Linked DNA regions of Homo sapiens: all the other regions are linked to region 2. The links are chromatin loops, found by intact Hi-C in ENCODE. Cell type or tissue: heart right ventricle. All regions are shown on one strand. Region 1 has its middle 42 kb from the start of DAGLA. Region 2 overlaps SDHAF2 (succinate dehydrogenase complex assembly factor 2). Region 3 has its middle 47 kb from the start of SYT7. Region 4 overlaps SYT7 (synaptotagmin 7).

The links. Peaks named below come from ENCODE experiments on the same cell type or tissue, not always from the same donor. Only the 100,000 strongest peaks of a DNase experiment are listed, where the experiment ranks them.
Region 1: a loop joins it to region 2, with 6 times the contacts of the local background. A loop is called at or near these places in 46 of 110 quality-filtered maps.
Region 3: a loop joins it to region 2, with 4 times the contacts of the local background. A loop is called at or near these places in 46 of 110 quality-filtered maps.
Region 4: it touches region 2 in a loop (11-fold over the local background); 72 of 110 quality-filtered maps call a loop at or near these places.

Annotation. Positions count from the first base shown.
Region 1 is chr11:61,634,723-61,642,722 of GRCh38, reverse strand. It overlaps the pseudogene RPLP0P2. Among named protein-coding and RNA genes, the nearest start is that of DAGLA, 42 kb to the left of the region's middle. RefSeq lists enhancers at 1,482-2,007, 3,061-3,588, 3,628-4,128. In heart right ventricle, a CTCF peak has its summit at 4,119 (motif pointing right); a DNase peak (open chromatin) is centred at 4,122; H3K27me3 peaks cover 1,346 bases.
Region 2 is chr11:61,442,415-61,450,414 of GRCh38, reverse strand. It overlaps SDHAF2 (succinate dehydrogenase complex assembly factor 2), which reads right to left. Exons shown (of 4, transcript NM_017841.4): 4 at 3,682-4,474. The coding sequence ends at 4,344. It also overlaps the pseudogene RN7SL23P. Among named protein-coding and RNA genes, the nearest start is that of SDHAF2, 16 kb to the right of the region's middle. RefSeq lists an enhancer at 3,326-4,073. In heart right ventricle, CTCF peaks have their summits at 3,862 and 4,066 (motif pointing left); a DNase peak (open chromatin) is centred at 4,054; H3K27ac peaks cover 3,684 bases.
Region 3 is chr11:61,624,257-61,632,256 of GRCh38, reverse strand. It overlaps the pseudogene RPLP0P2. Among named protein-coding and RNA genes, the nearest start is that of SYT7, 47 kb to the right of the region's middle. RefSeq lists enhancers at 2,633-3,614, 4,970-5,530, 5,531-6,093 and a silencer at 3,806-4,100. In heart right ventricle, a CTCF peak has its summit at 3,936 (motif pointing right); DNase peaks (open chromatin) are centred at 3,926 and 5,357; H3K27ac peaks cover 1,774 bases.
Region 4 is chr11:61,512,166-61,520,165 of GRCh38, reverse strand. SYT7 (synaptotagmin 7) reads left to right here. Exons shown (of 13, transcript NM_001365809.2): 13 at 1,435-6,452. The coding sequence ends at 1,539. Among named protein-coding and RNA genes, the nearest start is that of LRRC10B, 7.4 kb to the right of the region's middle. RefSeq lists an enhancer at 6,712-7,325. In heart right ventricle, CTCF peaks have their summits at 2,837 and 3,060 (motif pointing right); a DNase peak (open chromatin) is centred at 3,056; H3K4me3 peaks cover 563 bases; H3K27me3 peaks cover 1,023 bases.

The sequences.
Region 1 (8,000 bases), 190 kb before region 2:
CAGATTTGCAATCTGGCGTATTTCCCTCAAGTCTTGATTCATACCCTGCATACTGTTCCAGAACCCGATTTATTCACTCCACCAATATTTTGTGAACAGTGTTGTCTCATGTCAGTAAATATTTTTTTATTATACCTTCAGAGACAGGACGGAACAGAGATATTAATTAAGCAAATGGACCCTGGTTCAAATCTCGGCTCTATTGCTGTCTGTCTGTGCAATGTTGGGCAAATTATATAAGTATTCCCGGCTTCGATTTCCTCTTTGTGAAATGAGGATCATAAAAGCACTTACCTGTAGAATTATTGTGAGAGTTGAGTGCATCAGAATACGTGAAATGTGCAAACAGGGCTTGGCACAGTAAACACTATAAATAATCCCAGCACTTTGGGAGGCCCAGGCGGGTGGATCACCTGCAGTCAGGAGTTTGAGATCAGCCTGGCCAACATGGTGAAACCCCATCTCTACTAAAAATACAAAAATTCGCCAGGTGTGGTGGTGGGCGCCTGTAATCTCATCTACTCTGGAGGCTGAGGCAGGAGAATTGCTTGAACCCGGGAGGCGGAGGTTGCAGTGAGCCAAGATCGCGCCATTGCACTCCAGCCTGGGCAACAAGAGCAAAACTCCATATATACACACACACACACACGCACACACACACACACACACACGATAAATGTTAGTCGATGCTGCATCATTTTTGACTGCCTGGTAGTCCCTTGGATGGACACGCCATAGTTTTTTGGATAAATTCCTTGTCGTTAGACATTTAGGTTATTTCTGTGTTTTCGGCACTACTTCGATGATGCAGCTTGGTGGATATAGCTTTATCCAGATCCCTGGTTTACCTTTGCTGAGGGAGGTGAGGGGACAAGTGTGGCCCATCCCTCATGGCTGCTCAGGGTCTACCTTGTTGTGCTCCTTTGGAACTCCCTGGAGTTGGTTTCCACATCCCTTCTCCTCTGGATTTTCCTTCCTGCAGGCTCGAGAGGCAGGGTCTGGGCTTTCTGATGCCTCTCTCAGCCCTACCACCTGTGTTAACTCGGTCGCTTCTCTTGTCTAAGAGAATGCCAGAGCCTTAAAGCCATCTATCTACCAATGAATAGATTTTAAACATGTGGTCCAGCCATACAATGGAATATTATTCAGCAGTTAACAGGAATGAAGTCCTGATGCATACTATGACATGGATGAAGTTTGACAATATTACGCCAAGGGGAAGAATACAAAAGAGCAAAAATGAAACACAAAAAGGCCAGATATTGTATGATTCCATTTATATGAAATGCCCGCAATAGGTGAATCCGTAGAGATAGAAAGTAGGTTAGGGTTGCCAAGGGCTAGGGGGAGGGGAAATGGGAAGCTCATCACTACAGGGTTGCTTTTTTATTTTTCTTTTTTCTTCTTCTTCTTTTTTTTTGTTTGAGACGGAATCTCAGTCTGTCACCCAGGCTGGAGTGCAGTGGTGCGATCTCGGCTCACTGCAACCTCCACCTCCCGGGTTCAAGAGATTCTCCTGCCTCAGCCTCCTGAGTAGCTGGGATTACAGGTGCGTGCCACCAGGCCTCGCTAATTGTTTTGTATTTTTAGTAGAGATGGGGTTTCTCCATGTTAGCCAGGATGGTCTCAATCTCCTGACCTCGTGATCCACCCGCCTCGGTCTCCCAAAGTGCTGGGATTACAGGCGTGAGCCACCGTGCCCGGCCACTACAGGGTTGCTTTATGGGGGGATGGAATGTTCTGGAATCTGATGGTAATGGTTGTACGACCTTGTGAATATGCTAATCCCCCACTGAATTTTTACTTCCAAGGGGTCAATTTTATCTAATAAATAGCAAAAGGCAACTGAGTAGACCTAGGGCTGGGGGGACATGAGGAGCCACCACTGGTTTGTCACCTAGCAGAATAAAGTTTAATCTCTGTACCATAGCCTGTGAGGCCCTTTGCAAACCTTGCTGCTCATTAGAATCACCTGGGAAGCTTAAAAAAATCCCAGTGTCCAGGATGCACCCAGACCAAGGAAACTTAATGAATCCAATGGGCATCCAGAGCTGGGAACTAGCCCCCACATGGTCTTAAAACAAAAACAATAAAACAAATAAAACTAAACTAAATATCTGACCTGAATGGGGAGGACCCCAAGGCCCAGAGAGGTGAGTGCATTTGCTTAGTAAGTCATGGGCTGCCCCATTGTTACTGGAAAGGGGTCCTGATCCAGACCTCAAGAGAGGCTTTTTCGGCCTCATGCAAGAAAGGACTCGGGGTGAGTCCATACAGTAAAGTAAAGGCAAGTTTATTAAGAAAGTAAACAAATAAAGAATGGTTACTCCATAGGCAGAGGGCTGCTGGTTGGCTAGTGTTTTGGTTATTTCTTGCTTATATGCTAAACAAGCAGTGAGTTATTCATGAGTTTTCCCAGAAAGGGGTGGGCAATTCCTGGAACTGAGGGTTCCTCCCACTTTTAGACCATATAGGGTAAATTCCTAATGTTGCCATGGCATTTGTAAATTGTGATGGCGCTGGTAGGAGTGTCTTTTAGTATGCTAATGCATTATAATTAGCATATAGTGAGCAGTGAGGCTGACCAGAGGTCACTTTCGTCGCCATCTTGGTTTTGGTGGGATTTGGCTGGCTTCTGTACTGCCTCTTGTTTTATCAGCAAGGTCTTTGTGACCTGTACCGTGTGCCGACCTAGCTCATCCTGTGACTAAGAATGCCTCACCTCCTGGGAATGAAGCCCAGTGGGTCTCAGCCTCATTTTACCCAGCCTCTATTCAAGATGGAGTTGCTCTGGTTCAAACATCTCTGACGCTGCTAGGCAGACTCATTGCTTTGTGCACCAAAGCTTGGGCTCTGGAGCCATGTGGGCCTGGGTTCAAATTCCGAATCTACCACTTTAGCCTAATCGCCTAAACCTCTCTGGGCATCAGCTTCCTCATACAGGCTAATAGTACCTGCTCCTCAGGGATCAGATGAGGTACTACATGCAAAGGGCTTCTCCTAGTGTCTGGCACATCATGATCCTTGTTTTAAGCATTTTATTAGCAATTTCTACTGCTTGGAGGGGAGCAAGGGAGCATGACTCTGACCCAATTTACCTGCCTCCACCACCTTTTTGAGAGAGGGCCTCACTCTGTCATGCAGGCTGGAGTTCAGTGACGGGATCCTAGCTCACTGTAGCCTCAGAACTCCTGGGCTCAGGCAATTCTCCCGCCTCAGCCTCCTATAGGTGGGTGCCACCACACCCAGCTAATTTTTTAATTTTAATTTTTTATAGAGATGGGGGTCTCACTATGTTGCCCAGGCTGGTCTTGAACTCCTGGGATCAATCCATCTTCCTACCTTGGCCTCCCAAAGTGCTGGGATTGCAGGTATAAGCCACTGCACTTGGCCTCAATTTACCTGTCCTTTTATACCTTTAATAATCATAAGAATTTTTGAGCTCTGGACTATTCCAGGTACTTTACAGGGTACCACGCCCATAAGGCCAATATGGGGAGCAAGGCATGGGAAAATGGGTGTCTTGCTCTAGGTCCCCTGATTGAACCCTGAGTTCTCTTCTATATGGATGTATACAGGGGTGGGAGGTAGATATAGGGCGGCCCAGCCTCTGTAACTCTCCCGGTGGTAGATTCTCTGGGATGGGAATCACTTCCTTTCTTTGTCCATAACACCAAGCATAAATCGTGGCACCTTTAAAGGAGCTCAAGCAGCCGGGTGCGGTGGCTCACGCCTGTAATCCCAGCACTTTGGGAGGCCGAGGCGAGTGGATCACTTGAGGCCAGGAGTTTGAGACCAGCCTGGCCAACATGGCAAAAACCCGTCTCTACTAAAAATACAAAAGTTAGCCGGGCGTGGCGGCGCACATCTGTAATCCCAGCTACTCAGGAGGCTGAGGCAGGAGAATCGCTTGAACTCTGGAGGCGGAGGTTGCGGTGAGCTGAGATTGTGCCACTGCACTCCAGCCTGGGTGAGAGTGAGATCCTGTCTCAAGAAATAAAAATAAAATAAAAAGGAGCTCAAGCAATGTTTGCAGAGCTCTCCCAGGGCTACATGCAGAGCAGCCCCGATGCTGGCGAGAGGTCACACGCTGAGAGCTGCAGTCCTCCGTGTGGCCACGAGGGGTCTCCACGCTCCACCGAATGGCTGGAGGGTCTCTCCTAAGGCTACGCGCCAGGCCATGGCTAACTCGGAGCCCCTGGACACTGGGCACGAGGGTGACAGGGTGGGACGCCAGGCCCTGGCCTCCCAGGGTGCTATCCGTCCTCCCTCCTGTCCTCCCCTGGGGTCAGGTTAGAGATCACCATGTGGTCCTGCCTCAGGCTGTCATGGCCTGTCAGGGGCTGGGGGCCTGCTTCATGTGGGCTGGATGCCTACTGTGTGCTCCTTCTGCCTGCTCTGAGGCTGTCGTAGCCTGTCAGGGGCTGGGGGCTTCACGCTGGCTGAACACCTACTGTGTGCTCCTTCTGCCTGCTCTGAGGCTGTCGTGGACTGTCAGGGGCTGGGAGCTTCACGCTGGTTGAACACCTACTGTGTGCTCTTTCTGCCTACTCCTTTTCTTTTTCTTTTTCTTTTTTCTTTTTTTTTTTTTTTTTTGAGACGGAGTCTGGCTCAGTCACCCAGGCTGGAGTGCAGTGGCGCGATCTCGGCTCACTACAAGCTCTGCCTCCTGGGTTCATGCCATTCTCCTGCCTGAGCCTCCCGAGCAGCTGGGACTACAGATGCCCGCCACCACGCCCGGCTAATTTTTTGTATTTTTAGTACAGATGGGGTTTCACAGTGCTAGCCAGGATGGTCTCGATCTCCTGACCTCGTGGTCCGCCCGCCTCAGCCTCCCAAAGTGCTGGGATTACAGGCGTGAGCCACCGTGCCCGGCGCCTGCTGGTTTTCTTTAAACCCCACTGTCACAACCGTGGGAGCAAGTGTTGTTTTATTTTTTTTTTCTTTTCTTTCTTTCTCTTTCTTTCTTTCTTTGTTTCTTTCTTTCTTCTTTTTTTCTTTTCTTTTTTTTTTTTTAAAGAAGTAAGCCTTTATTTCCTTGTTTTGCAAATAAAGCTGGCTAAGTTGGTTGCTTTTTGGTGATTAGTCAAAGAGACCCAATCCCATATCCTCGTCTGACTCCTCCCTCCGACTCTTCCTTGGCTTCATCCTTAGCTGGGGCTGCAGCAGCAGCAGCAGGAGCAGCTGTGGTGGCAGCAGCCACAGGGGCTGCAGCCACAAAGGCAGATGGATCAGCCAAGAAGGCCTTGACCTTTTCAGCAAGCAGGAAGTTGTCATCAGTCTCCACAGACAAGGCCAGGACTCGTTTGTACCCGTCGATGATAGAATGGGGCACTGATGCAACAGTTGGGTAGTGGATCTGCGGACAGACACCGGCAACATTGCGGACACCCTCCAGGAAGCGAGAATACAGAGTTTCCTCTGTGATGTCAAGCACTTCAGGGTTGTAGATGCTGCCGTTGTCGAACACCTGCTGGATGACCAGCCCAGAGGAGAAGGGGGAGATGTTGAGCATGGTCAGCAGCGTGGCTTCACTGGCTCCCACTTTGTCTCCCGTCTTGATCAGCTGCGCATCACTCAGGATTTCAATGGCGCCCCTGGAGATTTTAGTGATGATACCTAAAGCCTGGAAAAAGGAGGTCTTCTCGGGGTCCAGACCAGTATTCTGGGCTGGCACAGTGACTTCACATGGGGTAATGGCACCAGCACGGGTGGCAGCTGGCACCTTATTGGCCAGCAGCAGGTCCCTGATCTCAGTGAGGTCCTCCTTGGTGAACACAAAGCCCACATTCTCCCAGATGCGAGGCAGCAGTTTCTCCAGAGCTGGGCTGTTTTCCAGGTGCCCTCGGATGGCCTTGCGCGTCATGGCGTTCTTGCCCATCAGCACCACGGCCTTGCCGCAGAGGGACATGCGGATCTGCTGCATCTGCTTGGAGTTCACATTGTCTGCTCCCACGATGAAACATTTCAGATAATCATCCAATAGCTGGATGATCTTAAGGAAGTAGTTGGGTTTCCAGGTCACCCTGTCTTCCCTGGGCATCACGGTGGTGCGTCAGGGATTGCCACACAGGTTTAAAGACGATGTCACTTCCATGAGGATGCCTGGCAAAAGGCAGGCATTGTTTTCTACGCTGCCTGAAGAGTGAAGAGAGGTGAGGTTGGTGGGGTTGGGACTCCAACTCAATTCTGCCTCGTTTCAAAGCCTGTGTTCCTTTGGCTTCTCTCTACCCCTCTTAGCACCCCCAGGGCATCTCAGGCCTGGCGTCTGGACAAGCCGACTGGGCCTGAACCTCACACACCCAGTTGCTCACACAATCACACCCACACACACTGACACACACATGGGCCCCACACTCCATCCACACCTGGAACCTCAGAGCTCAGTAGGGATTTGATACTCAGTCCTTCAAACCAGCTTCTCATCGAGGGGGTGGGCGGAGAGGAGTTATAAGAGCAATTGCTGTAATCCAATCGTCTCTGCTTTTCTTGTTTTCTTCTCTCTGAATACACTTTGCATTAAGGGCTTGTCTTCTTGGTTCCCATGAGAACGCTGTGCTTTTTCTTAAATGAAGGTTCGTTGATCGTTTTTTCCTGTTATTACAAAAGCAATTTGTGCCACTGCAAAAAAGCACAGAGAAGCCAAGAGAACAAAAACTCCTCCCTCCCCTCCTCCAGGGACAGCCCAGGCTGACAGGTGTGGCACTGTCCTCCCCACACCCCTCCTCCCCAGCACACCCTCCTCCTGCCATGGAGCCCCGGCGTCCTCATCAGGCCTAAGCTGCTTCTTCCAGATGGGGCTCCCAGGCTGGGAGTCAGAGGCTGGATCTTTGTTCTGCCTCATCACTGGGTCCCACATGTCCTTGGCAGGTCCTCACCATTTTGGGGTGGGAAGGGGATGATCTCAAAGGGTCTTCTGCCCTCACACTCAAGGATCCTGTTCTCTTATTCCAGACATGAATCTGGGGCTGGGCCAAGCAGCAGCTATTAGGAGTTCCTAGGTAACAAGGGGTTCTCCTAGAATAATCTGGAGACCAGGGGAGGTATGGAACCCAAAGCCTCACTCATCGCCAGCATTGAACAGAGAGGCAACCCTCCCAAGGACAGAGAGCTGAGCCCATTATAAAGATTCTGGTGTCCTGTGTCACAGTCCCAGCCAGCTTCATGGTTGTGCAGCCTTTGCAGCTGCAGAGGGCCCTACACTCCAAAGGGCTAGAGCTTGATTTAATGCTCTGCTGTCAACACCTTGAAATTCTTCATGATGTGTGAGCAAGGGCCCCACATGTTCATTTTGCACTGGGCTCTGCAAAGTATGTAGCTGTCCCTGTTCCTAATAATAATAATACCTGTTACTGACATACAGCTTGCTGTATAGCCAGCACTGCATATTTTTCCTATATACTGTATAATTCACCTGTCCCTCACAGAAGCCCGGTGTAAATTGCCTCTCTTAGATTTGGCCAGCCCAGGTGATAATGTGAACTGGGTGCTAGGCACTTTAGATATGTGACTCTCTGGAGGCTTTCAGCAGTACCAGAAGCCATTGTAAGCCAGGCACCATGGCTCATGCCTGTGATCACAGCACTTTGGGAGGCTGAGGCAGGTGGATCACCTGAGGTCAGGAATTCAAGACCAGCCCTGGCCAACATGGGGAAACCCTGTCTCTATTAAAAATACAAAAATTAGCTGGGCGTGGTGGCGGGTACCTGTAATCCCAGCTACTCGGGAGGCTGAGGCAGGAGAATCACTTGAACCCAGGAGGCGGAGGTTGCAGTGAGCCGAGATTGTACCACTGCACTATAGCCTGGGCAACAGAGCAAGACTCTGCCTCAAAAAAAAAATTATAGATGGGGCACATTATAGATGAGGCATGAAGTCTGGGGAGGTTAACTCCCCTGCAGTTGCAGAGCTAGTGAGGAGCCCACAGACCCTCCCCTCCCTGCCCAGCTGGCCAAGGGCCACCCCAGGGGCTCTGCAGCCCTCATCCTGCCCTAGCCACC
Region 2 (8,000 bases):
ATAATCATTGCACCTATCTCACGGTATTGTGGGATGAAATGACGTAAAGCACTCAGCAGCACTGGGTACACAACAAGCCGAACTATTAGATGTTACTACCAAGTATTACTGAGGGTACAGGGGCTGTACTAAGCTCTCCAGGGGCAGGACTTTATTCAGTCCTTATACCCACACTGTGAGGTCGGGTTCCTTTTCTTTCCTTTCCACAGATGAGAAACAGAAGCTTGGAGAGGTTAAATAATGTGTTTCAGGTCACCCAGCTAATCAATGGGAGCTCCAGGATTCTAGGTTAGGCCTGATTCCTAAACAGCTCCCCTTAACTACTCTGTTCTATTTCCCCTAAACACGTGTTCCAGGGCATCACCAGAGGAGAATATTTTATTAAATATTAGCCAAATCACCTGAATCCACTGAGAAACAGAATGTACATCTTAACGTTCTCACTTGCTGAAAGTTCCATGCTGTGATGTGTTGTTACAGAAAATGATATATCCACCCTCCCCCACTTTTTTCCTTTTATACTCTAATCTCATGACAGATTATACAATCCCCTTCTTAAAGAAACATTCTCCTTTTTGAAAGGAATATTTGGCACTTTGGGAGGCTGAGGCAGGCGGATCACATGAGGCCTGTAGTTCGAGACCAGTCTGTCCAACATGGTGAAACTCCGTCTCTACTAAAAACACAAAAATTGGCCAGGCATGGTAGCGTGCACCTGTAATCCCAGCTACTAGGGTGGCTGAGGCATGGAATCGCTTGAACCCAGGCAGAGCTTGCAGTGAGGGGAGATCCTGCCACTGCACTCCAGCCTGGGTGACAGTGAGACCCTGTCTCAAAAAAAAAAAAAAAAAAAGGAGTATCTGGGGTCTGAGATCCGGGATCCAACAAAAGGCTTTTAACTCTTCTTTTGCAGCTATAGGTGATGATAAATCTACCCATCTCCTTTAAAGACTGATGTTGTCCTGGATAGCTTAAACTTTCTACCACCCCTCTAACAAACTGCTAACAACACTTGTTTCTTAAGCCACAAAAAGTACTGCTGGCCTGAAGCCACCTATCCCACCAATGCCATCTTCCCTGACAGGAAAATTCGAACACCACTCCTCATTCCCAGAGGGTTCACTGGGAAACTGAGGTGTCAGGAGTTAGTTTCACTGGGTACTGATCAGTGTCATCAACTTGATAGCTGCGGGATGGTGAGTCCACTGTCCTCAGATACTACAGAACATACTATTAAGTGGGGCTGTCAGCTCAAAAATCTCACAGACCTGCTTGCCATCTACAGCTGTTTAGCTTATCATTAAACCTTCCTCTCTTTGTCTAGCCACAAATAGCTGCAGATGGACTGAAGGATAAATGAGAGACCCCAACTATCCCATCGGAATCTTTTCCCAGTGATGTTTAAAAATATGAACCAGGTCTGTATTGGTGCCACCCTGGCTGGAGCAGAAGACATACCAGATGACCTCCAGATAACACTCAAAGCCAGTAAGAGTGCTTCTACAATGACCCCCAAAAGACACACTCTGTCTAAGGCACAGAAAGCTCCAGCACAAGGTGTTTGGCTTATGGATTTTTAAGACTTAGGATGATTAAAAGGAAACGATGGAAAGAGAACAGCCTTTCCTGACCCAATTTAAGGTGTCACGTGGAGAGCCTGTGCAGGACTCACAAGACCACTTGAGTCGGTCAGGACAGGGCCAGACGCTCATATGCCCCACACAGGCTCTGAATGAGGTCAGTAAGCAGGGATGTGTCAAAGTAAAAGGAATGAGTCTAGCTTCTGTGCATTAGCGATCCTTCGGGGGCTGCTGGCCCTTGCTATATGTTTATTAATTCCTAAAAAAATGCACTGTGGCCGGCCTAGTTTTACTTAATGCCTAATAAAGGGAAAAACTGTTTACATAGCATCCCTGGGCCTGACAACTGAGCAGGTGAACTTAGCAAGATCCTTCACTTTCAAAGATGACACAATCCAGCAGCCTGGGAGGAAAACAATTCCTCTAGAAGCATGCCATTCCCAGGTGAAAGCGGCAGCAATTGAACATTGTGTTAAATAAGACAAAATCAGGATAAGAAGGGATCAAACCCGAGGGGGAGAAAAGTTCCAACTACATCCTTGGCTACTGGGGTTTGTTGCATAACGTGCAAAGGATAAATGGGTAAGTCACCGCCCAATTCATGTGCACTTCGTACAGTCCAGATCTATGTCTATATATAAACTCCCGGCCTGCTTAACATTCTCCCCAGGGTACATAAATGCAGCCCGAGAGAATAGCCAGAGTCTTCAGCAAGCTCCCAGGGAGACGTCTCCTTCCTCGCCTGCCCTGCTTCTGCGAGTCTCACTTCCATTCCTTGCTTAGGGGAGAGTGCTAGATTTTTCCATCAAAGGTCTTGTCACCAGGGTCTGTTTTCTCTCTCGTCTTCACTGGGAGGTAAGACATTCTGTGGTTCTATTAATAGGCTCAGCTTTCTGACCTGCAGATGAGAAACCCTGGATGTAGCTATGGTGACCTCATTGATATGCCAGGCAATTTGTGTTAGGGACAGGTTTTAAGTCTCAGACTGAGGCTATGACTAAATGCTGACATTCATATCTAGAGTACATACTGTGCAAGTTACCATGTAAGAGCTTTGTGTGTTTCATCTCATCAACTAGCTGAGACAGGAAGCATTGTCATCCCCATTTTATAGATGAGGCAACTGAGGCTCAGGTCAATTCATGTATCCAGCAGGTAAGCAGCAGAGCCAGGATTTAAATGTGTAACCAGTGCACTGCGCTGCTTCCTCACAGAAGCTTCACTGGGTGATCAAGTTCAGATCTACTCACTTGGCGAAGCACCTGGCAGATTCCTACCCACCATGTAACACAGAGGTCATGTCTCAGAACTGTCACATCTATTTGCCACAGCTTTCCCAAACAGAGACTTCTATTAAATTTCCAGCAGTAAGGCAGTGTGTTCTAGTAGAAAGTTCAAGAGCTTTGGAGGCAGACTGAGCTATACTAAATTCTGCTTTTTCGACTCAATAGCTACCTGACCTTGGACAAATTACTTCCTCTCTCTGAGCCCACTTTCTTATGTATAAAATACAGGTAACACCACTAGTCTAGAGTGCTGTGAGGCTTAACTGTGATTACGTAAAGGCTAGATCTCTTCCCTTCCCTCCTGAGCCACCAGGGATACTGAAGAGCAGGCAGGAACCATGAGGTGGCTCTGTAGGAACCCTGGAGCTCAACAATGCTGGAAACATGTGCGTGTGTAGTCCCTGTGTGCGGCTCCTATAATCACCAACCACCTGCTCATCAAATCTGGCCGACCTTCTTCTAGTCAACACCTTTAGATGCACCTGGTCCAGTCTGGGTGACTGATTCTACTGCCTAGATTACAGCTCTGAGGGCAAAACCCCTCCAGGGAGGGCACCACTAGCAACACAGAAGTCACACAGCCCTAGAGCTTTTAAAAACACTTCTAACTAATTCATTCTAATATATTATTTCTTATGTATTATTATTTAGTCAACTAATTGTGAAGACTGTAGGAATGAGGGGGAAAGTTTTCTATAGTGCTACATGAAAATAAAACCTGTAATTGTGAACTTGTAAAACTCTATAAACATGACTATGGGTTATATGAAAATAGACAAAATTAAAATTAATTGTGAGGGCTGGGAAATTGTAAATTTCCTTTTTTCAGTATGCTTTAATAATTCTCTTTCAAATTACAAAGTGCACGTTTTAAAGAAAGCCCAATGATGAAGATGTTGACTCCTAAGCAGTGTGCCCACACCACTCCTGCCTGTGGCCCTCATTCTGCCTGCTGTGCCTTTGAAGGATTCAGCTCAGGAGGCTGGGATCAGCTTCCCTTCGCAGAAGGAGCCATACCAGGTTGGAAGTGGGGAGTTCCACTTCAACAAAGCCCTGGGCCACTGAGGGCGGGGAGCTGCAGGGAGGGCGGGAGGCTTTCCATACAGCACGCACAGCTGGCTGCCTCTTTTCTTTGAGTACACTTGGGCTGAGGCAATGAGCAAGCACAACTGCTTCGCCTGCAGTGCCCTCTCGTGGCAGACTTGCCTCTAGAGATAGCAGCCAGGCAAAGCCTGCATGCCAGCGCTGCTGACAAATCACTTTTGAGGCTCAGAGCTGAACAAAAAAGTATGAGAATGAGTCACATTGTGCATTTACATGTATGTCCTAGGAGAGGGTTATGTCCATCACTTGAGGCAGGACCAGTGGTCTGGGGTAGGGCAGCTGGGCATCTAAGAAGCCGGAAGCAAGGCTAACGTCCATCATAAGTAGTTACCATCCACAGACTGAACCCCCATGCCAGGCCGTGGAGCACAGCTCAACGTGGCTTTTCAAAGAGGTACTCAAGATCTGGGGCACGCAGTCTCTGCTCTTTGTTTTTGTTTTTAGCAAAGTCTCTCAGCAGGGCCATGACTTCATTTTCAAATATTTCTGGGGCTGGTTTAGCTTCTGCAAGAGAAGAGTGGGCAGAAAAAATTATGCCATAGTCAGTCAATGCTCAGGTATGAGAATCTTAAAACTCGAAACACTGGCCAAGAACCACAGATGGATATATAGACTGTCTCCATCCTTCTTCTAAATATACACGATGTTAGCCTATACCAGGGGGTGGCAAACTGTGTGAGCCTATATTTGCAAGTCGTTTTATTGGAACAGCTGCTCCCAATGGTTTACATATTACCCATGCTCCTTTTGTGTTATGACAGCAGAATTGGGTACTTGCAACAGAGACCATATGACTACAAGTAAAATACTTACTATCTGGTCCTTTATGAACAAGTTTGCTGACCCCTGGCCCGCACAATCTTGGCTGTACTATTTTGCTTTGCATTTGGCAATTCCATTGTTCCCCAGACATTGTGTTTTCCCTTGCAATGTATATATCTCTTGAAACAAAAGCTCTCTCCTTTGTCTATCAGTTAGAGGTCCTCAGTTTTAAGAGACAGAAACTAATAACTCTAGTAAACTTAAGCAAAAAGGAATTTATTGGAAGGATATTGGAGGCACACAGAACTGTCATGAGCCTAAAGAACCAGATTTCAGTGAACGGGCAACATAGGCACTGAGTCAGAAGAATGAGAAGGCCAGCCTCAGTCTACGGCAGTGGGTCTGGCAGTGTGCTGCTCCCCCTGACCTTTCTCTACACCCTTGGGACACTTATTTAAGATGCCAATTACAAGCAAAGCCTCCCACTGCCAAAGCCGAGGCAATGTGCTCCAGAATTACCCTTCCACCAACACTAGGTACGACGCCAGGAGAGAGAATTCCTCAAAACCAAGTCAGATTCTCCCTTACTCAGCACAGGGCCTGGCATCTAGTGAGGGCTCTGTTTTCATGTGACAATCAACATAAGATCAAAGAGGTTTTGGCTTCCCCCAAGAAAGTAGAAAGTTGGAAAGAATATTGCACTCACTGTAACAACAAGAAAAAGCCAGATAAATTACAAATATTATGACTTTTCTCAAAGATATCAGAGAACTGAGGTCACGAGGCAACCCAACAGACGAAACCTAAGGAAAAAGAGGCCCTTCAAAGGAGAAACGAGAGCCATGCACTTGCTCACCTGTGGCAGGCACAGGAAGAAGAGACACTGGACATCATACAAATGGGTAAAAGGAATTCAGCTAAAAAAATTTTTTTTTTTGTTTGAGACGAGTCTCACTCTGTCGCCCAGGCTGGAGTGCAGTGGTGCGATCTGGACTCACTGCAAGCTCCACCTCCTGGGCTCACGCCATTCTCCCGCCTCAGCCTCCCGAGTAGCTGGCACCACAGGCGCCCGCCACCACGCTCGGCTGATTTTTTGTAATTTTTTTTTTTTTAGTAGAGATGGGGTTTCACTGTGTTAGTCAGGCTGGTCTTGGTCTCCTGACCTTGTGATCCGCCCACCTCTGCCTCCCAAAGTGCTGGGATCACAGGCGTGAGCCACCACGCCCAGCCAAAAAAATTTGTTTTAAATTAATACAGACAGGGCCAGCCTTATGTTGCCCAGGGGAGACTGCAGTGGCTAGTCAGAGGTGCAATTCCACCACTGATCAGCACAGGAATTTCGACCTGTCCCATTTCCAGCGTGGGCTGGTTCACCCCTCCTTAGGGAATCGGGTGGTCCCCTGCTTCTGAGAGGTCAACATACTGTTGCCAACTTTACAGCAGACACCTGATTGGTATAGAGCACTGCAGCCAAGAATTCCTGGGCTCCAGCGATCCTGCTGCCTCAGCCTCCAGGGCAGCTGGGACTGCAGGCCTGTGCCACTAAAATTTGCAATGAATTGTTAAAAGCCAAGTGTGGGCTAGCATGAGTGTATAAAACCACAGACACAGGCTGGGCACAGTGGCTCACGCCTGTAATCCCAGCACTTTGGGAGGCCGAGGCGGGTGGATCACGAGGTCAGGAGATCAAGACCATCCTGGCTAAAACGGTGAAACCCCGTCTCTACTGAAAATACAAAAAATTAGCCGGGCGTGGTGGCGGGCGCCTGTAGTCCCAGCTACTCGGGATGCTGAGGCAGCAGAATGGCATGAACCCAAGAGGCAGAGCTTGCAGTGAGCCGATATCGCGCCACTGCCTCCAGTCTGGGTGACAGAGTGAGACTCCGTCTCAAAAAAAAAAAAAATTAGCCAGGTGTGGTGGCACGTGATTGTAGTCTCAGCTACTCAGGAGGCTGAGGCAGGAGAATCGCTTGAACCTGGGAGGTGGAGGTTGCAGTGAGCCGAGAGGGTGCCACTGCACTCCAGCCTGGGCGACAGAGCCAGCTTCCACTCTAAGCACACGTTAACGCTAGACACTAGTAATGCAATGAAGGTAACCAAAGCAAAAACAACCCAAGCTGAGCTTACCTCCCAACTCACTGACTTGATCCCCACACTAACAGTAAAGTAGAAGAAGCATCCCCAATTGTAAGCATAAATACAATTATGAGAAAATTACGAGACATATACACAAAAGAAGAAAAAAACAACACACTGTCAAGGGACAAAGAAATCAACAGAAGCAGACTGAGGGATGACCCAGATGTTAGAACTATCAGACAGGGAATTTAAAATGACTATGACTAATATTAAAGGCGCCAGTGGAAAAAGCAGACAAAATGTATGAACAGATGAGAAATTCTAGCAGAGTTGGAAACTCCAAAAGTCAAATGGAAATGCTAAAAACAAATACAGTAGCAGATATGCAGAATGGTTTCAACAGGCCCATCATGAGATTTGACATCATCAAGGAAAGAATTAGTGGAAGACAGGTCAATAGATATTATCTAATACAAATAACCCAAACTGATGCACAAAGAGAAAAAAGAATAAAAAACACAAAACAGAGAACCCAAAAGCTGTTGGACAGACTGAGCACAGTGGCTCACGCCTGTAATCCCAACACTTTAAGGGACTGAGGCAGACGGATCACTTGAGGCCAGGAGTTCAAGCCCAGCCTGGCCAACATGGTGAAACCCGTCTCTGTGAAAAATACAAAAAAATTAGCCAGGCATGGCGGCACGTGCCTGTGGTCCCAGTTGCTCAGGAGCCTGAGGCACAAGAATCGCTTGGACCCAGGAGGCAGAGGTTGTAGTGAGCCAAGATTGCGCCACTGCTCTCCAGCCTTGGTGACACAGCAAGACTGTCTCAAAAAAACAAAAAACAAAACCCCCACAACAGCTGTTGGACAATATTAAACCATTTAACTAAGTATAACTAGAATCCTAGAAGGAAAAGAGGGAGAAAACAAAGCAGAAGAAATAGCTGAAGGGGTAACAGCTGAGAATTTTTCAACAATAATAAAAGATATGAAAACACAGATCCAAGATGCCCAGAGAACCCAAAAGCACGATAAATATCAAATGCCTACATATATAAATATCAAATAAATACCTATGTATATAATATTGAAACGGCTAGAAACCAAAGACAAAATATTGAAAAGATTCAGAAAGAGAAGACACATAAAAAGGAACAAAGATACAGCAGACCTCGTCACAAACTATGG
Region 3 (8,000 bases), 180 kb before region 2:
AATGCGCTGATTCAGATTCAACCGTGGGGGTGGCCCGAGACCCTGCATTTCTAATCAGCTCCAAGGAATGCGAGACCACGCTTTGAGTAGCAGCATCTAAAACATGATATAAATGTAGGTCATGAAAATTAATAATAATGTGGGGTGTGGAGTTACTACCGGATCTGACTAGCAGACTTTGAGAGAGAGCCTGTCTAGGAGAAAATTCTCCCCAGAGGTCAAAAGGAACCCCCACCCCACGTTCTGGGGGTGCTAGGATCTGATTTTGCTCCTAATAGCAAAGAGACAGGCAGAGGGTACCTTTCAGCTTGAGCCACACGGATGGCGGTTCCCAAACTGCAGACCACACACCAGCTGCATCAGAAGTACTTGAGGATTCGTTTTTTGGGTTTTTTTTTTTTTTGGTTTGTTTGTTTGTTTTTTGAGATGGAGTCTCAGTCTGTCACCCAGGCTGGAGTGCAGTGGCACAATCTTGGCTCACTGGAACCTCTGCGCCCTGCTAATTTTTGTATTTTTAGTAGAGACGGGGTTTAACCATGTTGGCCAGGCTGGTCTTGAACTCCTAACCTCAAGTGATCCGCCTGCCTCGGCCTCCCAAAGTGCTGGGATTACAGGCAGGAGCCACTGTGATGACTGAATTTTTTAAAATTACCGATTCTGAGTCACAAAAAGACAGATCCTGTAGACTCCCTTATATGAAGTATCTAAAGCAGTCAAATCCATAGAAACAGAAGTAGAATGCTGGTTGCCAGGGGCTGGCTGGGAGGGAGAATGGAAAATTGTTGTTTAATGGGTATAGAGTTTCAGATTTCCAAGATGAAAAAGTTCTGGATGTCTGCTTTACAATGGCGTGAATATACTTAACAATACTGAACTATCCACTTAAAGATGGCTAAGATGATAAATTTTATGTTATATGTTTTTTCTTTACCATAATGATAGACAGAGTCTTGCTCTGTCACCCAGGCTGGAGTCCAGTGACCCAGTGGCTCTCAACTCACTGCAGCCTCCGTCTCCCAGGTTCAAGCCTCAGCCTCCCGAGTAGCTGGGATTACAGGCGCGTGCCACCACACCCGGCTAATTTTTGTATTTTTAGTAGAGACAGGGTTTCACCATTTTAGCCAGGCTGGTCTTGAACTCCGGGCCTCAGGTGATCCACCCGCCTCAGTCTCCCAAAGTGCTGGATTACAGGCATGAGCCACCATGCCCGGCCTCGTAATGATAATCAAAAAAAAAAAAAAAGATCCTGGGCCAGGCACGGTGGCTCACACCTGTGATCCCAGCACTTTGGGAGTCTGAGGCAAGTGAATCACCAGGTCAGGAGTTCAAGAAAAACCTGGCCAACACGGCAAAATCCCATCTCTACAAAAAATACAAAAAGTTAGCTGGGCGTAGTGGCAGATAACTGTAATCCCAGCTACTCGGGAGGCTGAGGCAGGAGAATCACTTGAACCCAGGAGGTGGAGGTTGCAGTGAGCCGAGATCACGTCACTGCACTCCAGGCTGGGGGACAGAGTGAGACTCCATCTAAACAAAACAAAACAAAACAAAACAAAACAAAAAAACAGATTCTGGCTCTAGCCCCTGAGATCCCGTTTAAGGGCATCTTGAGTAGACCCCAGAAACCTATTTTTTTAAAATCTGCCCGGGGAATTTGGGTGCACAGCCAGGCTTGGGGACCACTGGCCAGGGGGAAGCTTTCCTCCAAATATCTCTGGAATCCTTCCACCTCTCCCACCTCCACCTCCGTCTCCACGGCTGAGACTCCATTCTGGACAATGACAGAAGCCTCCTGTACCCTCTCCCTGCCTCCGTCCTCTCCCTGCCTCTGTCCTCTCCCTGCCTTCGTCTGCCACGCGGCTGCCCCGGTGATCTTTCAAAGCACAAATTTAATCCTGTTGCATAGCTCCTTTGAAACTGTTCCATGGCCTCCCGTTGCCCTCGGTACAAAATAGAAAAAAGCACAACCTTCTCAGCAGAGTGGAGTCAGGGATTCAGCTGTGTGCACAGAGTATTACAGCAGGAAGCCTTTGGAGCCGCAGAGGTCTGTGCAAGGGCCCCGGGAGCACTGGGGAACACAGATGAATTCTGCCAGGAGGAGAGAGGTGGTGGGAAGCCTTCTCAGAGAAAGAGGCGTTGAGCTGGGCCTTGCAAGTGAGCTGGTGTTTGTCAGGAGAGTGGGGTGAAGGCAAAAGGCGGTGGCAGCAGGGGGATTCCAGGCAAGGGGGATAGCATCTGCAAAGCCAAGGAGGTGTTGGGGGCTATGTCCCCCTCAGTGCGGGCAGGGGCTAGGTGAGCTGGGAGAAGAGGGAAAGGTGAGGGTGGGAAGAGGCGGTGAGGAAAGAGCAGAGAGACTGTGAAAGTCCAGTTCAGCTGGGAAGCAGGGAGGGGGTGAGCGTCTCCATCGCCTCCCAGAGCCATCTCGCCCAGGGGCAGGTTACCAGCTTCAGGCCCTTGTCCTCACTCCCCACCCCCTGCCCCACCCCCCACTGCTTGGTGGGGGCCTTGGGCAAGGCCATCCGGTCGGGAAGGGGGACATGTTCCTTCTCTGCTCCCCCAGGGGCCCTATGGCTCCCACTAATTGTTCACAGTTCATACCCTTGGCTCTCCGCCCCCCTCCCCCAGGGCCTGCCTGGGCGCTTCTCCTTTGCCCTCACCCTTGTGTGTGTGTGTGTGTGTTGTTGTGTGAGTCCTGAAGGTCATGTGGTCACCCAGTCTCTGTCTTTGTCTGTCTAAAAGCTAGTATGGCACAGTGTGCATGTGTTTATGAACACGTCCCTCCCACCCGAGGGTTCCTAGCCTCAGAGTCAAGTCCCCCTGGGCCTTTCAAGGCTGTAAGAGGTGATTCTAGGGGCTACAGCAATAGAGACCCAGCCAGAGGGAGCAGGAGGGCTCCAGCCCACAATTCCAGGAGCCCCACGGCCAGCCACCTCCGGAGGAACACACGGCCTACGTGAAAATAGCCCGCGGCACAGCCACAGCACCTGGCGTGGCTGAATTCCTCTCCTGCCCCGCTCAATGCCCAGCACCAGCCCGACACTGCCGTAGAGGAACTCGGGAGCTGCTTGCATTTCAGAAAGGGCCCCTTCACCACAGTTAGAGAGCAAATAAATGGGTCCTCTGGGGCTGGGGCTGGGGCTGGGATTCCCTCTGTAGCCCCCTTCCCCACTGTGGAGGCCCCTTTCCTCCACACACCCTCACCCCTGCAATTCCTTACCTGGAGCAGAAACAAGGTTCTACCCAGGCCATGGGGCCTGGCCATGCAGGTCAGCCCTGGGTCCTGGTGGAGGACCCAAAGTCTCCCTGCTGAGGACCAACGTCCGGTGGCCCTAGCTGGGGTGACATCACACAAGGGGCTCGCACAAGGCTTCTGTCTTCCAGGAAGGAGATGGGAAGAGAGATCTCCCTGCAAAGGCTGGAAAAGAAATCACGTCCCAGAATTGTTGGCAGAAGGTTAATTGGATGCATTTGTAAGCTTGTTCCTGGGACAGGCATGTTAATAGCACTAAAACATCTGAAAACTTCCAGAGCTACACGGAGGAGTTAATAGGCCTGGAGAGTCCAAGGTTACATTGAGGCACCTCCCAGCAGTGGAAAGAGCAGTGGACCAGGAGCCTGAGAGCCTGAACCCCTGGCTCCTCACCACATCTCACTGTGGTCCCCAGGCAAGCCCTGGCCTCTCTAGACCTGGAAAACATTAGTGTGGAAGGCGGGTCGCCTGGGTCGTCCGAAGGAAGCCTCACTGTGGTCTTGTGTGGTGATGTTATCATTATTTCCGTTTTGTGGAAGAGGAAACTGAGATTCCTCAAATGAGGTGCAATTTGCCACTGCTGGTGCTGGGGTCAGTACTGGAGCCTGACTGCATGCCAAGGGCTAAAATCACAGGGCTGGACCAAGGGCCAGCCAGAATAGACGTTCCCTTGGTGTCCACTGGGAGGCGCCCTAGACTGCTTCTCCTAGTTGGCACCAGCACCTGAATCCCTCAGCCAGAGTGGTTTCCCCTGAGTGATCTCTGGACAAGGTGGGACTGGGGGCTGCCAGCTCCTGGGGCAAGGTCAGGAAGCTTCCTGGTCCTCCCTCCCCATCCTAGCCACCTCCATGAAGGAGCCTCCTGCTCTCACCTTCCAAGGGCAAGGGAGGGAAGAGTGAGGTTTCAAACCTTCCCTCCTCAGGCCCCTGGGGAGCCCATGTATCAGATTGGAGTCAGCTATAAATGTCAGAGGCTCAGAGAGGGTTAGTCACTTGCCCCAGGTCACATAGTCACGTCCGTCTGATTCTGAAAACCTAAACTTGGTCCTGATTCAGGCGAGGCTCACGGCAGATGTGGTGGGATTCCGTCGGTCACATGGCCCACAGCAGGCAAGAAGGTGCTGGTCAGCTGGGCCTGCAAGTCCCACTGGTGGCAAAAGGGCTGAGTCTCGTAGAGGGGGTTCCTACAGTCACTTGAGGGTCCAGGGCTGCGTGCAGGTAGTCAGGGCCAGGCATGGGAGCTCGTGAAAGGGCAGGAGGAGGCATTCAGCCAGTGGATGTCCTTGGCATCAGGGTCCGTGTCTGTATCTGAAAGTGGGCATGTAAGTGGGGGATGGGGTGGAGGCAGAGGGCTGCGGCTCAGGCCCAAGACCCCAGGTCATGCTCGCTCAGAATTCAAGTTTGTCAGCTTGTTAGAAGAATGAGGATGGTGACAGCCGGGGATCTGGGGAGGAAGGAGGCCTTTGGAGATGGGAGTTGGGGAGGCTGTGATTGGGGGATGTTGAGCAATGGCTTGAGGAAGTCGAAGGATCAACCTTCCCGAGTATTCCGAGTTGGTCTGGAGCTGACGGGGAGTGGCTGGGCTGGGTGAGGGGAGGTGACAGTGACATTGAGTTTGGGGACACAGTGCTCATCTCTCCCTGCTGGGCTTTCTGGAAGGTGGAGGACAACAGGAGGGAAGCCGAGCATCCCAGGACAGAGCTTTGCAAAGTTACAGCTGGTTCCTGCCCTCTATACTCAACTCTAGCAACTGTGACTCTCTCCTAGAGCAAGCCTGACCCTACTGAGACCCCTACCAACATAGAGACCACCTAACCCAACCCGTTACTCAGGTCACCTCACCACAGCAGAGGCAGGAGCAGGCCCAGGGCTGGAGAGAAGCCCATCCCCAGGCCCCAGGGCTCACAGCAAAGCCAAGGAGACAAGCAGCCACCAGGTGCACCGGATTAAGGCTGTCCAGGTAGGGGGCTCCATTTCCCCGTAGACAGAGGTAGCCAAGGGGACTATAGGGCTAGAGGAGGCATCCTGGAAAATCCCAGCCCTTCCCCAGCAGGTCACAGAACCGGCTCTCCCAGCTGAGGCCCTTCCCTCCCAGCAACATGTCCAGGGGCACCTGACTTGAACTATAAATAGAGGATGACGGAAGGCTCCGGAAGCCCAAGGGAGGGCAGGAGAAAGGAATTCTGATTCTCCCCCAGCGAGGCCCTGCAAGGCTGCACTGACAGAGCAATCTCTTCGAGGTTGGATAGGAGTGCCCCTGGCATTGGAGGTCCAGGAGGGCCATTCAGGCAGAAGGAACAGTCTGGGGAAGCAAGGAATGGAGCAGGCAGGTGGCTCTGAGAGGCTGGACACAGGCTGCAAGGGACTGCGGCAGTTCCTGAGACCCAGTGGCCAAGGGCCCTGAATGTCAGGCTAAGGGCTTTGTTCTGGAGACCTGAGTCTTGGTCTCAGGGCCGTTCTGGTTTTGTGGTGAGGAGTTAAGAGTAACACACAATGGGGGGAGGGGGGAGGGATAGCATCGGGAGATATACCTAATGCTAGATGACGAGTTAGTGGGTGCAGCGCACCAGCATGGCACATGTATACATATGTAACTAACCTGCACAATGTGCACATGTACCCTAAAACTTAAAGTATAATAAAAAAAAAAAAGAGTAACACACAAGGCCGGGTGCAATGGCTCACGCCTTATAATCCCAGCACTTGGGGAGGTTGAGGCAGGTGGTCACTTGAGGTCAGGGGTTCGAGACCAGCCTGGCTAACATGGTGAAACCCTGTCTTTACTAAAAATACAAAAATTAGCTGGGCGTGGTGGTGCACACCTCTAATCCCAGCTACTCGGGAGGCTGAGGCAAAAGAATCGCTTGAACCTGGGAGGCGGAGGTTGCAGTGAGCTGAGATTGTGCCACTGAACTCCAGCCTGGGCAACAGAGCAAGATCCCATCTCAAAAAAAAAAAGAGTAACACACAAGAACATGTAACATACAAGAACAAGGTCACCTGGAGCAGAGTACCAGAAAGTACATGGCCATCTTTCCCCGTGGAATGGAGGAATACCATGGTGTGCCAGAGACTATAACTATTCCCCAACATCTGTTCTGTCTTCTTTGCCACGGAACCCCTGATTTTTGCTGGGCAAACAACCCCCTGAAATACAAGCTACATTTCCCAGCCTCCCTTACAGCCAGGTATGGCCATGTGTATAAGTTGTAAGAAGAAGTGCCACTCAGAGGCAGCAGGTTGCACCCTGTTACCTCTTCTCCCTTTCTGCTGGAAAGGAATATGCATGTGATTGCTCGAGCAGGAGCAGCTATCTTGGATCATGAGGTAGAAGCCCCATGTTAAGGATGACCAAGCCACAAGAAGGAAGTGATCTGGGTTTCTGATGTTTGTGGAGCTGCCACACCAGCCCTGGACCAGAACCTCCAAATATTGTTTACTCGAGAGAAAAATAAACTTCTATATTATAGTTTACCACACAGTTTCTTAAGTTTTCCTTCAGATGAACATAACCTAAGCACATACAGGAAAGGAATTAGCCTCGAAAGAAGAACCTCAGAATTTTATACGTCTTTTTTTTTTTTTTTTTTTTTTTGAGATGGAGTCTTGCTCTGTCGCCCAGGCTGGAGTACAGTGGCACGATCTCAGCTCTCTCCAACCTCTGCCTCCTGGGTTCAACTGATTCTCCTGCCTCAGCCTCCTGAGCAGCTGGGACTACAGGCACCCACCACCACGCCCGGCTAATTTTTTGTATTTTTAGTAGAGACAGGGTTTCACCATGTTAGCCAGGCTGGTGTCAATTTCCTGACCTCGTGATCCGCCCACCTCGGCCTCCCAAAGTGCTCGGATTACAGGCGTGAGCCACTGCGCCTGGCCTTACCTTTTAAGTATTAAGAGGTATGCTCTGATTACATTCCACATATCGTCTCTCATGAACTTGCTGCAGAACCTTCCTTCCAGGTGTAGGGGTGGAAAAGGCATGATACCTCTTCTCATCCATCATAAGGGTCACGGCTGACACTCCTATACCAAAAGACAGAGAGAAGTTAACAAGAGAAGAGCATAACAAATGTATTTAATCAAAGTTTTACATGACATGGGGGCCTTTGGAAATGAAGACCCAGGCCAGGCGTGGTGGCTCATGCCTATAACCCCAACACTTTACGAGGCCGAGGTGGGTGGATCACTTGAGGTCAGGAGTTCAAGATCAGCCTGGCCAACATGGTGAAACTCTGTCTCTACTAAAAATACAAAAAATTACCTGGGCATGGTGGTGCACACCTGTAGTTCCAGCTACTCGAGAGGCTTGAGACATTAGAATTGCTTGAACTCAGGAGGTGGAGGTTGCAGTGAGCTGAGATCATGCCACTGCACTTCATTCAGCCTGGGCAACAGAGCAAGACTGTGTCTCAAAACAAACAAACCAAAAAAAAGAAAAAGGAAAAGAAATGAATACCCAGACTGTACAGTACCTTTTTATGCAAAGGTTCGATGAAGAATGGACAGTCATATAGGAATGTGATTGGACCAGCTGGGCACAGTGGCTCACACCTGTAATCCCAGCACTTTGGGAGGCCAAGGTGGGTGGATTACTTGAGATCAGGAGTTCGAGACCAGCCTGGCCAACATGGTCAAACCCCATCTCTACTAAAAATATAAAAATTATCTGTACTTGGTGGTGGGCACCTGTAATCCTAGCTATTTGAGAGGCTGAGGCACAAAAATCACTTGAACCCAGGAGTTGGAGGTTG
Region 4 (8,000 bases), 70 kb before region 2:
TTAATCCCAGCACTTTGGGAGGCCAAGGCGGGCAGATCACGAGGTCAGGAGTGTGAGACCAGTTTGCCCAGATCACGAGGTCAGGAGTGTGAGACCAGTTTGCCCAGATCACGAGGTCAGGAGTGTGAGACCAGTTTGCCCAACATAGTGAAACCCATCTCTACTAAAAATACAAAAATTAGCCGGGCGTGGTGGCGGGCGCCTGTAATCCCAGCTACTCGGGAGGCTGAGGCAGGAAAATCACATGAACCTGGGAGGCGGAGGTTGCAGTGAGTCGAGATCGTGCCATTACACTCTAGCCTGGGCGACAAGAGTGAGACTCGGTCTCAAAAACAAACAAACAAACAAACAAAAACACTATTTTTGAATAATTTTAGATTTACAGAAAAGTGGCAAAGATAGTAGAGAGAGTTCCCATCTACCCCTTACGCAGCCTCCCCAGTTGTTAGCGTCTCACATTTGATGGGACATTCGTCACAGCTTGAGGAACCAACATGGGCACTGCGTTGCTGTGAACTAGACTCCGGCCGTTATTTGTATTTCACCAGTCTTTCCGTTAATGTCCTCCTTCTGTCCCAGCATCCAATCCAGGACACCACATTGCATTTAATAGGCATGTCTCCCCTGTCCCCTCTGGCCCTTGACAGTTTCTCAGTCTTTCCCATTCTCTATGATCTTAACGGTCTTAAGGAATACTGGCCGGGTGTCCTATAGAAGGCCCCATGTACCTGTTTTTTCTCCAATGCTCATACTCTTAATCACCCCCAAGTCCCAAAGCTGAGGTCAGCTGGGCCAATCCTGGGGGTTCCGGAGGGATTCATGCATGCAGCCGGGTGAGGCTGCGAAGCAGGATTAGGCCGGTAGCATAGAGCTCCAAAGACCTGGATTTCAATCCCTCTGCACCACTTATAAACCCTGTGACTGTGGGTAAGTCTCTTAACTCTTCGTACCTTAGTTTCCCCATCTGAAAAATGGAGATAATCATATAATCCTACCTCACAGTTGTAGGATTTGATGATCTATGTGTATGAAGTCCCTAGCTCAGTACTCACATGTAGCAAGTGCCCAGGAGTTGGGAATGATTATAATTCAGGGGGGCTGGACATCACCCAACAGATAGGGCAGGGAAGGCCATGGAGACAAGCTGCCTCCAACCCCACCTTCCAGACCCCACTGCAAAATAGGTTGGCAGTCTAATTCCGAGAGGCCTGGCGTGCCCAGGCTTGGGGGTGTGGGGGTAGACAACCAGGAAAATAGATCAGGCTGACTGGGGGAGGGAGGAGAGCGCCTCTGTGGGGTAGGTTGTCACAGCATGTGGAGGCTGGGGGGCCACAGGCTAGGGTATCATGGTGGAGTTGGGGTGTCACCCCTGTGGGGGAAAGGGCCAGTGCCCTGGAGCCTGTGCCGATGCCATCGTCTCCCCTTTCTCCCCAGATCTACCTGTCCTGGAAGAGCGGGCCAGGGGAGGTGAAGCACTGGAAGGACATGATTGCCCGTCCCCGGCAGCCCGTGGCCCAGTGGCACCAGCTGAAGGCCTGAGTGGGGCCAAGGGAGGCCCAGGGGGCCGAGGGCCCAGGTCCCCATCATGCCCTCACCACTTTATGCACAACGCCCGGCCTGAGCCCCCTGCCATAGGGAGGGGAGGACCCTGAGGGCTCAGCCAGGGAGGGGTCCCAGGACTCAACTGGGCCCCGTTTCTAGGAAGTACCAGCCCCATCCCCCACAGTCCAGCTCCGGGGAAGGGGCTCTGGGAGGCATTTTCCTGCTTTGCCCCTTTTCTTCCTGACTTACTAATACTAAAGAAGTTGGGGGAGCTCGAGAGCCAGACGGCCAGACAGGCAGACCCCTCCAGAGGCCCGCCAGGTGGGCATGGTCCCCCATTTTCTTTAAGGCAGCACCTGGAGTGGAGAGAGGCCACTCCCTCTCCAGCCCCCGATGTGGACCCGGGGAGGGGAGGCTGAGGCGTTTGGCCCCGGCCTGGCCAGGAGAGGCCCATCCCCAGGGCAGTTTCAGGTGCCGGCTGGGCCCTGAATGTCGAGGATAGTATATAGCCCGCTCCTGGGTCCTGGAGCTGTGGCCCTTTGTACTCGTGTTGTGTCCATTGTGTGTGTGCGTGGGGACAGAGGCCTGGAAATGCGGAGGACTATACAGAGAAGGCAGGTTTTGTGAAGGCCAGGCAGGGTTGGAGGCCGGGGGTGTGAGAGGAGAGGCCCATAGGGCTGAGTGGGGTCGGGTGAGGCAGAGGTCAGAAACAGAAGAGCTGCAGTTGCTGGAGCTGGGCTGAGAACTGGGCTGCCTCCTGCCATCCCCCCGTCTCCTCCCCTTCTCCCCTTGGTGCCCCCCTCTGCTCAGAATCTGAAGTAGTTCCCTCCTCAGCAATTTCATCTCTTGAACACTGACTCACACCTTTTAGGCACCTACTGTGTGCATAGCATTCCACCAGGACTCATCTCCCTTCCTTCTCAGGGGGTCCCGAGCCCCGACTAGCTTTGCCCTAACTCCTTCATCAAAAGACCCCCCGCCAGCTTCCCACACCTCATACGCAGCCACATCTGCCCTATTCTCCATGCTTTCCAGCTTGCCTGCCCTTCCTCATCTCTCCCTGCCTGTGCAGACCTCCACCCTTCTTTCCTCCACCCCTCCATCCCCCAATGCTTGTAGACCTTCCATTCATTCCGTCTCATCGTGCGTGGTCTCTGATCGTCCATCACCTGACCTTCTCCAGGACTGTCTTCTCACCCTTCCCCACTCCCTGGTCCCCGGGAGCAGCTCCTTCTGCCCGACTCACTCACAGTGCAGGGAAAGGAGGCAGGGAAAAGACCAGGATTCTGTGAGTTCTGAGGTTGCCACACACAAAGAAGCTGTGGTTTCTCTGCCTCGGCCACTGATGAGACTAAAACTGGCTTCCCCTTGGAGACGGCAGATTTCAGGCTGATCCCTGCTTAAGCCCTCTCATCCCCACGCTGGTCCTGGTATTGATACAAGACCCAGCTGGTGACAAAGCCTCCAATCCTGGGGGTCCACGAGCCTGGGCCTGACATTCCCAGAACTACCGCCAGGTGGCGCCAGGCCCCCACAGTCTGTGGCCGTGGTCTTAGCCCCCAGTTCCACTCTGGATGGGCCTGTGACACCCCAAAGAGAAGAAGGGGACTCTGGATAGGGTCCCCACATCCAGGGCGTGGGGAGACCATTGGCATTTGGGAACCATTTTCCTTCGAACGGCTTCCCCTTGAGCTGAGCATTCTGCTTGCTGCAGTAGACGGGTCGCCTTTTGCCCATACCGAAATTTTCTGAAATTAAATCGCACACCCCCACCATTTCCTCTCCCTGGGATCTGGAGGAACATCATACATAGTAGGTGAATCGTTTTGTAGAGTGAAGAATGCTAATGTAAAGCAAATAGTCACCCACGTTCCTTGTAAATCCAAATGTTTCTATATTGTAGCTTTGCTTAAAATGGGGTCGGCCCCAACTGCATCCTCCTCTTTGGCGGGCTGGGGAGCGGCCCCCAGCCGGGACGGGAGGGCAGCGACCCCGAGGCCTCGTGGACGTGGGAGAGAGTGTGGTGGGAAGTCTTGAGCGGAGGAGGGGATCTGCCCTTCTCCACTCCTCTCTTGGATCCGCCTCGGTTTCCTGTCCCCCCACCACCCGCCTGCCCCGCGGAAGACCGCCCAGTGAGCCAGCCCCCACCTTCCAGGCGCCTTCGCCCTGGGGATCCAACCAACTTGTATCGAGTGGGCGGGGCAACGGCTCCCCATTTTTCCCGAGCCCCGCCCACAGAGCTCTTAGCCAATCCTATGCAGAGAGCATCTCCTGGCAGGGGTCTCTTCCCAACCAGACCCCACCCAGGCACATTAGCGACCAGGCTTGGGCTTCCCCAGCGCCCCACCACCACCACGTGCAGGTGGAGCTCTGGGATGCTATGTTGGGGCGGCAAGCGGTGGGCCGAGGGCCGGGTAGGCTAGCACGGGAGGTAAGGGTGGTATGGGATGGGGCGGGGGCGGTCTAGGGCAATAGGAGAGCAGAGAATGGGGGAACTTGAGGGTGGGGGGAGGGCACCGGAGCCTTGCCACCATCCCAGGACTTTGGGCAAGTCACCCGCACTCCCTGGGCCTCGGTTTCCCCATCTGTAAAATGATGGTAATAATACTTCACCTACCTCATAGGGGAGGTTGTGAGGCCACCATCACCTGACCTGGGGGTCAAGGCAGGAGGACTCCGAAGGTGCTACCCGTGAGCAAAGTGTAATTACCGAATCCTGACTGCAAGGCCCACCTGCCCCTCCCCCACAGAGCCTCCAGAGCTAGCTGAGGCCAACGCAGGCCCATCCGTCTCTTCACTCTGTCGCAGGCCCTTTCATGGGCTTCGTCTGCCATCTTTGTGGGTGCCCTAGACTTAGTCCTTATCTTGTCCTGGTTTCCTTTCTTGTGACCATCTCCCCATGAAAGTGCTGTACAAATTCCACCCGCCCCAGGACCCCCGCACCTGCCCTCTGGCACCAGATGCCAGGGAAGGGACAGAGGAAAACAGCCACAAACAAGCCAGGGGGGCTCCCCGGAGCCCCAGGGGTGGGGATTGGTGGCCACTGTTTGTATGTTCTTGAGTGCAAGTGTTTTATAAAAAATAAAACAAAAACCCACCATCACAAAAAAAAAAATTTTGCAGCGAAGAGAAATGAAGAAAAACTGAAGAAAAAAAAAAAACAGGAAAAAAAGAACCATACAAAATTTTTCCACCACACATACCCTCTAAGCCAGCAAGATTTCCTCTTTGCAAAATCATATTTTTGTGGGAATGGGCCCTGCTTTTTGTGGCAAGGCCTGTTCTGATTAATAAAGGATCGTGAAAAAGTAGGGCCTTGGCTGTTTCCTCCGTGGGTCCCAGCCCTCCCTCACCTCCCTGGGGGCAGAGGCAGTGGGGTGAAGGGGATGGGGGCCCCGGGGCTGAGCCTCCCCTCAGTGTGTCACCTTTGGGATTTGACTTCACTGGTGACCAGGCCCTTCCCGAGTGTCCAGCCATCCTCAGATCTCTATAGAATATGATCCCACTGGCTTCCCAGAAAGCAGAGAGGCAGCTACATCTCCCAGATCAGGCCTGACACAAGGCTTTTTGGGAGTAGAGTCCTCTCTAGGCCTCAGGGGTGCCCTCCAGGGTCACCCAGCCTGACGTCCCCTCCCTCAGTTCCCAGAGGACACTTGCCACCCTCCAAGGCAGCTCAGACAAACCAAAGGGGGACGCTCCAGCTTTCCCACCACCATCCATGGGGCCACTGTAGTTTCAGGCCAGCGCCTCCTTCCTGGTCCCTGAGGTGGGAAAAGGAAAGACAATGAGCTCTGTGTCTGTTGGCTGGACCTGCGGCTTCTCTCAGCCCTCTTCTAGTTTCATTCTTTAGGATTAGAAAAGTCTCTTCCACTCAATAGAACAGGTTCCAGCCTGAGGTGTGGGAAGCTGGGTTGTAATCCCTTCTGCAGCCTCTGTGGCCCTGGGCAAGCTCTTTCCTTCCACCTGTTTCTTCTGGCCACAACAAAGCAATAACCATCCCCATCCCCTGCCCTTTCTTCCCCACCCAGCCCAGGGGAAGCTGAGCCCCCGCAGCTCTCAGGGTACTTCAGAAGGAAGGTGCTACATCTGGTTCAGACACAGGCACAAAAGGAACGAGCACATCCCCATTGTCATGTGTCCACCTGCTGGCCCCTGCCCCCACCAGGAGTGAAGCGGGCCATCCCATCCGCCCTCTGCTCCCAGCACTTGGGGCCAGCAGCTGCCTCCCGGAGCTGCACTAAGTACCCCATCCAAAGCTGTCTGTCCCTCATTTCCCACAACCTGGTTTAGATATCACTTCTGATCTCTGTTCCAGAGATCAGAGGAAGCCCCGGGGTCAGGTAAGTAGCCTCAGGGGCTCCCTTGGCCAGAGCTTCTGTTCAGGCGCTCTCCATGAAAGCAGCCCTGGAAAACTGAGCCTGAAGTCAGAGACAGCTCAGGCCCAGCACAGGGGGCAGTCCCTTGCCACTGGCTCGGGCCCTTCCCTGGACTTTTTGCCTTCCTCCATTTTTGCTTCTCTGGGTCTGTCTTCGTCCATGCCTGCTCTGAGATGCTCCCCCACCCCTCCCTGTACCTGGGACCACCGCCCTCTGGTGTTTTCTTTCTCCTGTGAGTCCCCCCCTGGATACTGCTGCTTTCTGGAAGGCTGTCCTGGGTTACGTCCTGCGCTCCTCTCCCTCCCACGCAAAGACAACCAGAAGGACAAGCCTTGAGCACGCCGATGCCCCAGCTCGTGGCTCCCCAGACCATCTGTTTCCCGTGAAGACGCCCCGCTCCCCGTGTCTGTGTCCTGCGTGTATGTGTCGTGTCTTGTGTAGATTGTGAGCCCCCTGGGCAGGGATCCCTGTCTGCATACATGTTCCATGTGGCACGCCCAGGTGTGCTAATAAACGTTCATCTTCAGAACAAGATCGCCAGGTGTCTTGGGGAAGCTTTGGGACAGATGGCTGAGTAAGCCAGTGTGGTGGCATGGGAGGCAGGGAGGGACTTCTGGGTAGGGCCCCCAGCTCCAAGAACCTGTTCTCCCACTTTCCTGAGTCCCATGAGGGTGGGTGGGAAGGGGGTGAGGAATGGCATTCACAAGGTTAGAAAAGGCTCCAGGCCTGGGTCTCTGCTGCCACACTGGCCAGCAGGGCTGCTTGCCTGGAGGCTGGTGGGGGCGGGGGCCTCAAGAACAGGCGCAGTTCTCAGCCATTCCATTCCACTCACAGACCTGACTGCCAGCCAGGGACCAAGCAGCTCTTCTGTGACACAGTGAGCACTGGGTTGGGAGTCCTCACACCGCTTACGGGTGAGTCACTCGCGCCCACACCCCCCCCAACCCTGTTTCTTGCCCTGCCGCCTCCTCTGCCTTTCCCTCCACTTGGTTCCCACAGTAGGAAGGAAGCTTCTTGCTCTGACCACCAGCGCCCTTGGCCTCTGCCCCTGAATCCCTGGTACAAACATGACTCTTGCAGAACTTCCCTGCCCTATTCCCCCATGGCCTGCCCACCTCTGACTGCCCCAGGACGATGTGGGGAACCGCAGAGGCAGCCCATCCATCCCGTCCCATTGTTACAAGCGTCCCTTCCAGTCTCCCCTGCCCCCTACTCCCCAGAGGCCAAGTGGGAATCACAGGAAGTTGTGGGTGGGGGAATGCTAGGACTCCTAATACAGTGCTATCTCCATCACCGAGGGGAGCCGTGACACCCAGTTTTCCCTGGCAGTTAGCTCCCTCCCTACTCACATGGAGACAGAGACCCTCAATCGTGCTCTGTAGCATCAGCACCCAATTTAGCCAAACTCAAACTTTCCAGAAGGGACTGGCTTCTGAGGGTGGAGAGCAAGTGAGTAGCAGGGCCAGGGACAGAGCCCATTCCCATTCCCTGGGGGAGCGCCTGCTCAGCTGGCAAGCAGTCATGGCTGCGGGTGCCACGTTTGACAAAGCAAAAGGGTAAGGCCCTGAGTGCCTCAGGATGGCCCGGGGGACTCATTGCCAGGACTTTGCCCCAACCTAGAGTCCTCAGGTGAGAGCAGCAGGGGAGGAGGTACAGGGAAACAGATCAGACAGAGGGAGGAGACCTGAGCTCACTAATGACAGCAGTTATTGCAGGTGACCATGGCTGCCTCTGCACCCTGCTGCTTCTGTGTCTAAGATTTGCATGAAAGGAAGGTAAACAAACCCCTTGCATGAAGTATTGAGCTGCAGCATCAGATCTAAATAAACCCAATTCCTTGGGCCAGGTGCAGTGGCTCACGCCTGTAATTCCGGCACTTTGGGAGGCCGAGACAGGCAGATCACCTGAGGTCAGGAGTTCGAGACCAGCCTGGCCAACATGGTGAAACCCCGTCTCTACTAAAAATACAAAAAAATCAGCCGGGCGTGGTGGTGCACACCTGTAATCCCAGCTACTCAGGAGACTGAGACAGGAGAACTGCTTGAACCTGGGAAACTGAGGTTGCAGTGAGCCAAGATCATG